2 separate regions of the Homo sapiens genome follow, and region 2 is linked to region 1. The links are chromatin contacts, found by Hi-C in ENCODE. All regions are on one chromosome and are shown on one strand. Each heading gives the region's core, a stretch centred on a gene start or an enhancer-like site at or near the end of the contact. The rest is flanking DNA. Distances are from core to core; before and after follow the strand shown. Region 1 overlaps LOC124902298 (a long non-coding RNA gene). Region 2 has its middle 51 kb from the start of LINC02247.

Evidence for each region. A loop is a pair of places that touch in the nucleus more often than their neighbours do. Pooled maps may share reads with other maps.
Region 2: a map with no recorded cell type shows a loop between it and region 1 (6-fold over the local background). The contact joins two enhancer-like sites. A Hi-C loop is called at or near these places in 3 of 168 maps with a recorded cell type or tissue (CD8-positive, alpha-beta T cell, endothelial cell of hepatic sinusoid and mesothelial cell of epicardium), 1 of 37 single-sample maps with no recorded cell type and 3 of 50 pooled maps.

What each region holds. Positions count from the first base shown.
Region 1 is chr9:134,204,026-134,208,581 of GRCh38, forward strand. It overlaps LOC124902298 (a long non-coding RNA gene), which reads left to right. Exons shown (of 3, transcript XR_007061835.1): 2 at 991-1,166; 3 at 2,326-2,663. It overlaps LOC107987137 (a long non-coding RNA gene), which reads right to left. Exons shown (of 3, transcript XR_001746962.2): 3 at 4,345-4,556. Among named protein-coding and RNA genes, the nearest start is that of RNU6ATAC, 42 kb to the left of the region's middle. RefSeq lists enhancers at 1-199, 200-699. Within about 2 kb of position 1,251, at least 4 of the 41 ENCODE cell types and tissues checked have a DNase peak (open chromatin) inside an H3K27ac peak, as active enhancers do.
Region 2 is chr9:134,242,484-134,247,104 of GRCh38, forward strand. No RefSeq gene overlaps it. Among named protein-coding and RNA genes, the nearest start is that of LINC02247, 51 kb to the right of the region's middle. RefSeq lists an enhancer at 1,456-1,575. Within about 2 kb of position 1,453, at least 4 of the 41 ENCODE cell types and tissues checked have a DNase peak (open chromatin) inside an H3K27ac peak, as active enhancers do.

The DNA.
Region 1 (4,556 bases), core at 1-2,500:
AGGCAGAAGGCATCTTGGTGAGGCTTCTCATTTTGAGGTTGTGGCATCAGCCCTTCCCTGCTAACCCCACCACCTGCCTCCTCCATAGACTGCAGTGTCCCTAAACTATAACTTCAGCACCAAGGCTGCTGGGCTGTTTTCTTGCCCTCTTTCCCAAGCCTGTGTCCTGGCCCGCACTGGACTCCAGTCCCTGTTGCCCTTTGGGAGTGCTGAGTCCAGATCCTGCCACTCCCAACCTGGAGCCCTGTGGGCTGTGGTGCTCACCCTGCTCCTTCTGTTTCTGATTTGTGAGAGGCTTGTCTTGTTTTCAGCCCAGGCATATGTTCTGGGCCCCCTTGTTTATATTGCACTGATGGCTGCCTTGTGGTGGGGCAGTGGGTGTGAGCAGCTGTGCACCTGCAAGTGTTTTGATCAAAAATCCCTTTGTTTTGAAATGCAATTTGTTCTCTTTGTTGGTCTCAGACTCTCCAATCCAGAGTAGAGAGGTGGCCTTACCTTGACAAGCAAAGGCGCTTAAGAGGGTTTTCTGAGTAACAAAGCATCTTGCTTGCCCTGTAATGAATTCTGCCCCTGCCACCCTGGAATGCAGACATGGCTGTGGGTTTTTAAGCCACGTTTTTCTTTCCTTCTCCTAGATTTCTGTACTTACGCATTTCCACACATGTGACATTTCAAGATGGTGGTGCAGTGGAGTGGCCTCTCTTAGTCACAGGGCTTTTTGCTGGCCCTTCCCTGACTGCTAGTGTCCTCCTCAGCCCTCCTTCCCTGCAGCCTCCTTCCCTGCAACCTCCTTCCCTGCGACCTCCCTCACCCTTCCAGTTTCAGCTTAAATACGGCTCCCTCAGAGAAACCCCGAGCAGCCGGACCCTCTTTATACTCCTCTGCACTCTGTCTTTGCCTTCTAGGAGTTCGATGCCCATGTGGGCACCCTGGCCCATCATCCCAGATGGGCTGAATGAAGGACTTGACGTTTCTTTCCCACCTCCCCAGGCCTGCTTCCGTCCCAACACTGCTCCTGTCACAGAGAAAGGACCAGAATAAGACTGACTCTATCCCCTGTCCCCATCGCTGGGCATCTGATCTTCTCCGCGCCCAGTCCAAGGATCGTCTGCATGCCTTCCCTTCTCCCTCTCCCTCTCTGAAGGGAGCGAAGCAGCTCAAATTCGGTATGTGCCCTGTCTCTTTGAGAGGTCCAGTGTGACTTCCTGTTTGAAGATCTTCTAAGTTTATGGAATTTTAGAAACGCTCTGCTAATAAGGCAGAAGTGACCTTTGACCTCCCCTCCCCGCTTCCATCCTGTAACAGGAAGCCAGTGATTCCTTTCTGCCCCACCTACCAGAGGGGCAAGAAAACATCCCTGGGAGGAAGGCCGCTGCCTTTTGCTCTTCATCTTCTATCTGGAAAGTTCCGTGCCCTCTTCCCTGGGGGGATGAGTAAGACGGCACACAGGGCTTGGGAATTTTTAATAAGGGCCAGAGCTCTGCAGGGATGCTTGATGGGGGTGCTCGTTTTCGAGGTGGGGAGGCTGGAGGAGAGGCAGATGCTTCCAGGAGTAACTGTCTGGTTACCAGACTGCAAGACCCACGAAGCCCAATTCTCCACCCAGGGAGGGGCGGTGGGGAAGAGGCCATCAATTTAAGACTTTTATTTACCTTGAACTACTCAGCCAAGCAGACACATTATTTAGGAACTAGAATAAAAAGCCATTCACTTTACTTCAATTGACCATTTAGTTCAATTTGTGTGTTACTGCAGGTAATTACTCCAGTAATAACACGCGGTAATCGGCGCTGATTGGGAGCCGGCCCCGGCTCTGTATTAATACCGCGTGCCATATATACTAATTATCCGTGTGTTACCATGGTTATTTGCATGGACGCCGTGTTAACGACACCCTGGAAACACAAAGCAATAGCGAGTTTTGAATTAAATCTTTGTGTTCTCTTAGAGCTAAAAGTGCATTTCACATAAAATAATCATGAATAAAATGAGATCATCTTGGCGGAGTTGCCAGGAAGCTGATTAACTGAACTGCGTAAATGTGACTTTATCCCACTCAAGAATTAGAGCCTCCCAAACGTTGTCGGGGTTGCTAGGCAACCCCCCGAGATGACATCACTCACACAAGCCACGCTGCGGCGATGTCATCTCTACATATTTATAGCGCCTCTGCAGAGAGGGTGTGCATTATGGAAATGACATGATTTTTCTCCCGGTTGATGGGTATGAATGGCCGTCAGACCTCTGAGGGCTGTGGAGAAAGAGAATTTGGGAATACCTGTGTGACACTTTCCTGGGGTGTGACAGATGCTTTATTTCCACCAGGTTACCCTAATGGGTCCAAATGAAAAGGCGTGTGTCACAGCTGATGAGTCGTCTGAGAGCTTGGTCAGTGGAGGCCGCCATCTTCCTGCCTGTGCACAGCAGCTGCACATGTGCCCAGGTCTCCCAGGAGACCTGGGACGCTCCCCCAGCTGGGGAGAGCCCCCACCCCTGCACTACGATGGGCCCCGGCTCCCTGCTCTGGCCCTGAACTCATACCAGGGGAAAACCCAAAGCAGGGACACAGCTGGCTTGAGTGATGCTGAGCACCCCGTCATGGGAGACATTCGAGAAGAAGCTGGATGACTAGAGCAGAGAGGAAGGGGAGGGTGGGAGGTCGAAGGTTAGGGCTCTGCATTCGTGTCTCAGTGCCCACCCTGAGCCAGGCTGGACACACAGCTGAGGCCTCTGAAGAGTTTGGGACCATGAGGAGTGAGGCTTACCAGGGGCATGTGGAGAAGGCCTACGCAGTGCCTGAGGATGAGGCAGTGCTTCCTACAGGGGCTTGAGAAAGGGCATGGCTGGAGCTCAGGCCTCCTGAGCCGGAGAGGGACTCGGGATTTGCTGGGGAGCTGCAGCTCGGTCTTCCCTGAACCCCAGCCTCCTCTGGCTGCAGCATGAAGAGGGATTAGGGGTAGGGATAAGAATCAAAAGGCAGCCGGGGGGAAATCTAAGTTTGGGGTCAGGATGGCTTCAGAGCAGCTCTCATCCGCCCTGTCAACTTCCCTGTGTGCGGGCTCATTCCTGGCCACCCCCAGCCAAGCTGGCCCGCCAACCCCACAACACCCCACAGCTATTTCTCTTTATAGACTCCTCTTCCTCAGTCCCTGTAGAAACGAATCTGGCATAAAAGAAGTCTCGCCAAGGTCTCCAGCAACCTCTGTGTTGCCAAACCTACTCTATTCTCCAGCAGCCCTGTACTGCTTTCTTCTGGTGCCTTCTGGGGGCCCCCACCCCATCAGTCCTCCCCACGTGTCCTCCCCACCTGTCCTCTCCACCCGTCTCCCCCTCCGTCCTCCCCACCTGTCCTCCTCACCTGTCCTCCCTACTGGTCCTCCCCCCATCCTCCCCACCTGTCCTCCCCACCTGTCCTCCCCATCGGTCCTCCGTACCAGTCCTCCCCCATCCTCTCCAGCTGTCCTCCCCACGTGTCCTCCCCACCTGTCCTCTCCACCCGTCTCCCCCTCCGTCCTCCCCACCTGTCCTCCTCACCTGTCCTCCCTACTGGTCCTCCCCCCATCCTCCCCACCTGTCCTCCCCACCTGTCCTCCCCACCGGTCCTCCGTACCAGTCCTCCCCCATCCTCTCCAGCTGTCCTCCCCACGTGTCCTCCCCACCTGTCCTCTCCACCCGTCTCCCCCTCCGTCCTCCCCACCTGTCCTCCTCACCTGTCCTCCCTACTGGTCCTCCCCCCATCCTCTCCACCTGTCCTCCCCACCTGTCCTCCCCACCTGTCCTCCCCACCGGTCCTCCGTACCGGTCCTCCCCCCATCCTCTCCAGCTGTCCTCCCCACCTGTCCTCTCCACCTGTCCTCCCCACCTGTCCTCCCTACCTACCTGTCTTCTCCACCGATCCTCCCCACCATCCTCCCCACCTGTCCTCCCCACTGGTCCTCCCTACCGGTCCTCCCACTACATAATGGGCCACACCTTCTCAGTGTCTCTCCATGGCTCTTTTGCCTTTTCCTCACCCAGGAGGGCCTGGGTTAAGCCCCATCTACACCCCTCCCCAGGATCCTCCCAGTCCAGTGCCTTTATTTTATTTATTTATATTTTTTATTTTTATTTTTTTGAGACAAAGTCTCACTCTGTTGCCCAGACTGGAGTGCAATGTCGCAATCTCAGCTCACTGCAACCTCCGCCTCGCAGGTTCAAGTGATTCTCCTGCCTCAGCCTCCCAAGAAGCTGGGATTACAGATGTGTGCCACCACGCCTGGCTAATTTTTGTATTTTTAGTAGAGATGAGGTTTCACCATGTTGGCCAGGCTGGTCTCAAACTCCTGACCTCAGGTGAACCGCCCGCCTTGGCCTCCTGAAGTGCTGGGATTACAGGCGTGAGCCACTGTGCCCGGCCGACAGTCCAGTCCCTTTAAATGCCATTCCTATGGTGATAGCCCCACATGCGTCTACCCAGCTCTGACCTCTCTGATCTCCATCCTGCGATCCTCTGACCTCCACCCTGCGATCCAGATGTTTGTCCGCCCACTCAGCACCTCAGCGTCTCAACAGCTTAC
Region 2 (4,621 bases), core at 203-2,702, 39 kb after region 1:
AGAAAGGACAAATCAAGCTCACACAGCCAGGGAGAACTGCGATTGGAATCCGGGGCTCCCGCCTCCTCTAGCCTAAAGATGCTGACTACTTTCTTGGTCACAGACCACGGTGGGGATATGATGCAAGCCGCAGGCCCTCTTCCTGGAAAAATGCGTGCAGGTAAATACTTAGTGCACAATCTCAAGAGATTCAAAGACTCCTTGCAGCCCAGTCTAGGACCCCAGGCGAAGGTCTCTTCAGTGGCTCTTGAGTCAGTTCTGCCCAGAGATCAGAGCCACTAGAGTTCTGCCTAGAGTCAGGCGAGACTAGAGAACTGGGGTCCCGTGGGCCCCGCCTGCACCCCTTTGGAGGAAGGCAGCCAGGCCGAAGCAATCGGGTTCATAGTGGGGTCTTGGGAAGGGCCTGGCTCTGTGCTTTCTCACACGTTGAGCGCTGACGGCACACGCCTGTCTGATGATGGCTGGTCCAGGCTGCAGCATCTCTGTGGCTCACGGCTCCGTGCTGCCCCTTCTGCGCCTTCCTCGCCGTGGTGGCTGTCGGGTCCCTTACGTTTCAGGGACCATCCTGAAAATAAACAGCATGGGAGAAATCTTCCTGCAGGGAGCCAGGAGGACGCAGCGGCTCAGGGATTCAGGCATGCCAGAGCTCAAATCCCGAGTGTCACTTCCCAACGGGGCCTCCTAGACCCTCCCCCTGGACTTGCTGTGAGGGAGACAGGAGAGCTGTGTAAAGCCCAGCAGGCGCTGGCTGATGCGTGGACCATGGCGACCATTGCTGCAATTTTTTTATAATCAGAAATATAGGCTGGGCGCGGTGGCTCATGCCTGTAATCCTAGCACTTTGGGAGGCTGAGGCGGGCAGATCACTTGAGGCCAGGAGTTTGAGACCAGCCTGGCCAACATGGCGAAAACCCATCTCTACTAAAAATACAAAAAAAAATCCAGGCATGGTGGCGGCGTGTGCCTGTTATCCCAGCTACTCAGGAAGCTGAGGCAGGAGAATCACTGGAACTCGGGAGGCGGAGGTTGCAGTGAGCCAAGATCATGCCACTGCACTCCAGCCTGGGTGACAGAGCAAGAGTCTGTCTCAAAAAAAAAAAAAAAAAGAAATAAAGAAGTTGGATGAGCGTCACCTCCACACTCCAATCTTGCGTGTTGACATCTTACCTTTGGGATGCCTTTACAAATAAAATACTTGGTAAAAGTGTCTTGTATTTGGACTCTGTAGTGCTGAACATAGTGTGCGTATGTGTGTGTGTGTGTGTGTGTGTGTATATATATATATATAAAATGCCAATATAGTTAATTAAAATACCACTTAATGACTATTGCTTCTGGCTGTTATGAAGTAGCCAGCATAGATCACTACGTAGACAAGCTGGGTAAAATACGAATGCTCTTTTTGAAGACACTGGTGAGCAGCTGAGCCAATCGGGACTCAAAGGGCTGAGATCTCAGCAAAAGGGGAACCGCGGAGAGATGAGCCAACGCTGTTGCTCGCTTTTCATTCAGGGGATTTCCCAACTCCTGCTGCAAGACAAGAGACCATAAACACCCGTGAAGAGGAAGGGAAGCCAGCGGAGTTTCACAGGGCTGACACTGGAGTTTGGACCTGTCAAGGTAGCCAAAAATTGAGTGGCGATCTGAAGATCCTGGGGAGAAAGGTGGTGAAAATAAGTGAGTTTGATGCTCAGAGGTTTCCCTTCTAGCTGTTTGGTGGATGAACGTGTGCAGAGCAAGAAGCTAAGAAGCCCAGAAGAAAGCTACTGAGGTGTCAGAATTTCTAGAGTGTCAGGTAGCCCAGAATGAGAGCTTAGGACTTGCCAAGGAGGAGAAGCTCTAGAAGACGCTCCAGGCTCTCAGCCGGGATGCCAGGAAGCTTAATCGCTATGAAAGGGAACCAGAGGTATAGCCAAGCCTTCACAAATGTCAAGGAAAACCAAGAAACAGGACCCAGAGAAAAAAAATGATGACAGCAACAGCCCCACAGACTGCTCAGCTATTGGTAGCATCACAGATGGGCTTTCAAATTATTATTCGAGCAAATGGATGATAAAACAGAGAATTTTGCTAGACAACTGGAATCTATTACAAAATGGAAATTCTAGAAAAATGCAATGATTAAAATTAGAAACTTAATAGACAGGCTTAACAGTAGGCTAGGAAATAGAGTTTTAATAAAGTGAAATGATAAGTCAGGAAAAAAACTAGGAAGAAACAGAGTGAGTAGAAAAGGATAAGAAACAGACAGAGCATGCCATACACATGGGGTCTGGGGAGCAGCTCCATCATGCAGGTAACAGGAATTTTAGGAGGGAGAGAGAGAGAAAGAGAAAGAGAGAGGATAGGGAAAAAGCAATGTTTGAAGATAGAATGGCTGAGGATTTTCCAAAATCGATGAAAGAAAACAAACCCCAGATAGAAGCTCTCCACAGGCTAAGCAGGCTAGGTCCAGGGAGAAGCCACCTAGGCATATTATGGTAAAACTACTGTAATCCAAATACAGAAATCTTAAAAGTAGCTGGAGGTAAAGACAAATAGACAAATTACCTTCAAGGGGACAATAAGATTATTTTTCAGCAGAAATGATGGGCTCCAGAAGACAAGGGAGCAACGTGTTTACGGTGCTGGAAGAAAAGAGCTGTCACTCCAGAGTTCTAGACCCAGAGAGGAAGGACATCCTTCAGATACCAAGGAGACTCATCTCAGATCAGAGTTTTGGATGTGTCCATCTCCACCATGAGCTGGGGAAATCTAGGCGATGGAAACACAACTTGTGCCCCTCCGTGCCCCCTGGCACATGGCAGGTGCACACACACAGTGGGTGGAGACAGGAAGAGCGAGACTGGGCGTGTCCACCTGGCAGGCTGGTGAGCCATGAAGCCGAGTGTGGGGCACAGTGCCTGAAATGCTAGTTTCGAACCCCAGCTCTGCCGCTTAGTAACTGTGAGCAATGATTAATCTTATGTGTCAACCTGGCCGGGCGCGGTGGCTTGTGCTTGTAATCCCAGCACTTTGGGAGGTTGAGGTGGGTGGATCGCCTGAGGTCAGGAGTTTGAGACCAGCCTGACCAATATGGTGAAACCCCATCTTTACTGAAGATACAAAAATTAGCTGGGTGTGGTGGCGCATGCCTGTAGTCCAGCTACTCGGGAGGCTGAGGCAGAAGAATCGCTTGAACCTAGGAGGCGGATGTTGCAGTGGGCCGAGATCATGCCACCGCACTCCAGCCTGGACAACACAGTGAGACTCCATCTCAAAAAAAAAAAAAAACTTACGTGACAACCTGAATGGGTTACGGTGTGCCCAGGCATTTGGTCAAACATCATTCTGGATGAGATTAACATTTGATTGGTGGGCAGTCTGGATGAGATTAACATCTGATTGGTGGGCAGTGTGAAGCCAATTTTCCTCCCAGTGTGAGTGGGCCTCATCCAATCCTGAGAAGGAAAGAGTTGCCCTGCCTGGCTGTGGAGCTGGGACTTCGGTCTTCCCTTGCCCTTGAACTGACGCTTACACCATTGGCACTCCTGGGTCTCCACTTTGCCTGCTGCAGATGTTGAGACTTGTCAGCCTCCATGGTCACGTGCACAATTCCTTATTTTATAGATCAGTAGGAATATACATAGAAAGTGATGTGAACGTATGTCTCCTATTTGCCCTGTGTCTGCGGAGAATACTCACTAATACACTGTGTGACCCTGGGCAAGTTACTGAACCACGCTGAGCCTCAGGTTCCACATGGACAAATGGGGACAGGAGTAACACCCATCTCATCTGTCTCATAGGAGCTGATGAACAACAGCATGTAAAGTTTTTAGTTGCTCAATAAATACTAGTGATTGGCCGTGTTAAGGCCTTTAGCCCTAGATGACCACCAAAACAAAAGTGAAAGCAAAATAAACACTTTTCCAGCAAAATAAAAACCAAGATAATCAATTTCCAACAGACCTAAACTACAAGAAATACTAAAGGGGTTCTCCAGGCAGAAGAGAAATCATCCCAGATAGAGACGTGGATATGCAGGAAACAGTGACGAGCCACGGAACAGGTAAAGATCTGGGTCAAGGTAAATAAGTACCGACTTTTCAAATAATAACGATTTCTTGGCCAGGAGCAGTGGCTCACACCTGTAATCCCAACACTTTGAAAGGCCAAGGCAGTTGGGTTGCTTGAGCCTAGGAGTGAAAGACCAGCCTGGGCCACACAGGGAGACCCTGTGTCTACAAAAAATTTAAAAATTAGGCTGGGCGTGGTGGCTCACGCCTGTCATCCCAGCACTTTGGGAGGCCAAGGCAGGTGGATCACCTGAGGTCAAGAGATCGAGACTATCCTAGCCAACATGGTAAAATCCCATCTCTACTAAAAATACAAAAATTAGCTGGGTGTGGTGGCGGGCACCTGTAGTCCCAGCTACTCAGGAGGCTGAGGCAGGAGAATCGCTTGAACCCAGGAGGCGGAGGTTGCAGTGAGCCAAGATCACACCACTGCACTCCAGGCTGGGCGACAGAGCGAGACTCTGTCTCAAAAAAAAATAAAAAAATAAAAAAGAAAAAAAGAAAAAAAAAAAGAAAAAGAAGAAAAAAAGAAAGAAAGTTTGAACTAGAAAGAGTAAAAAGGT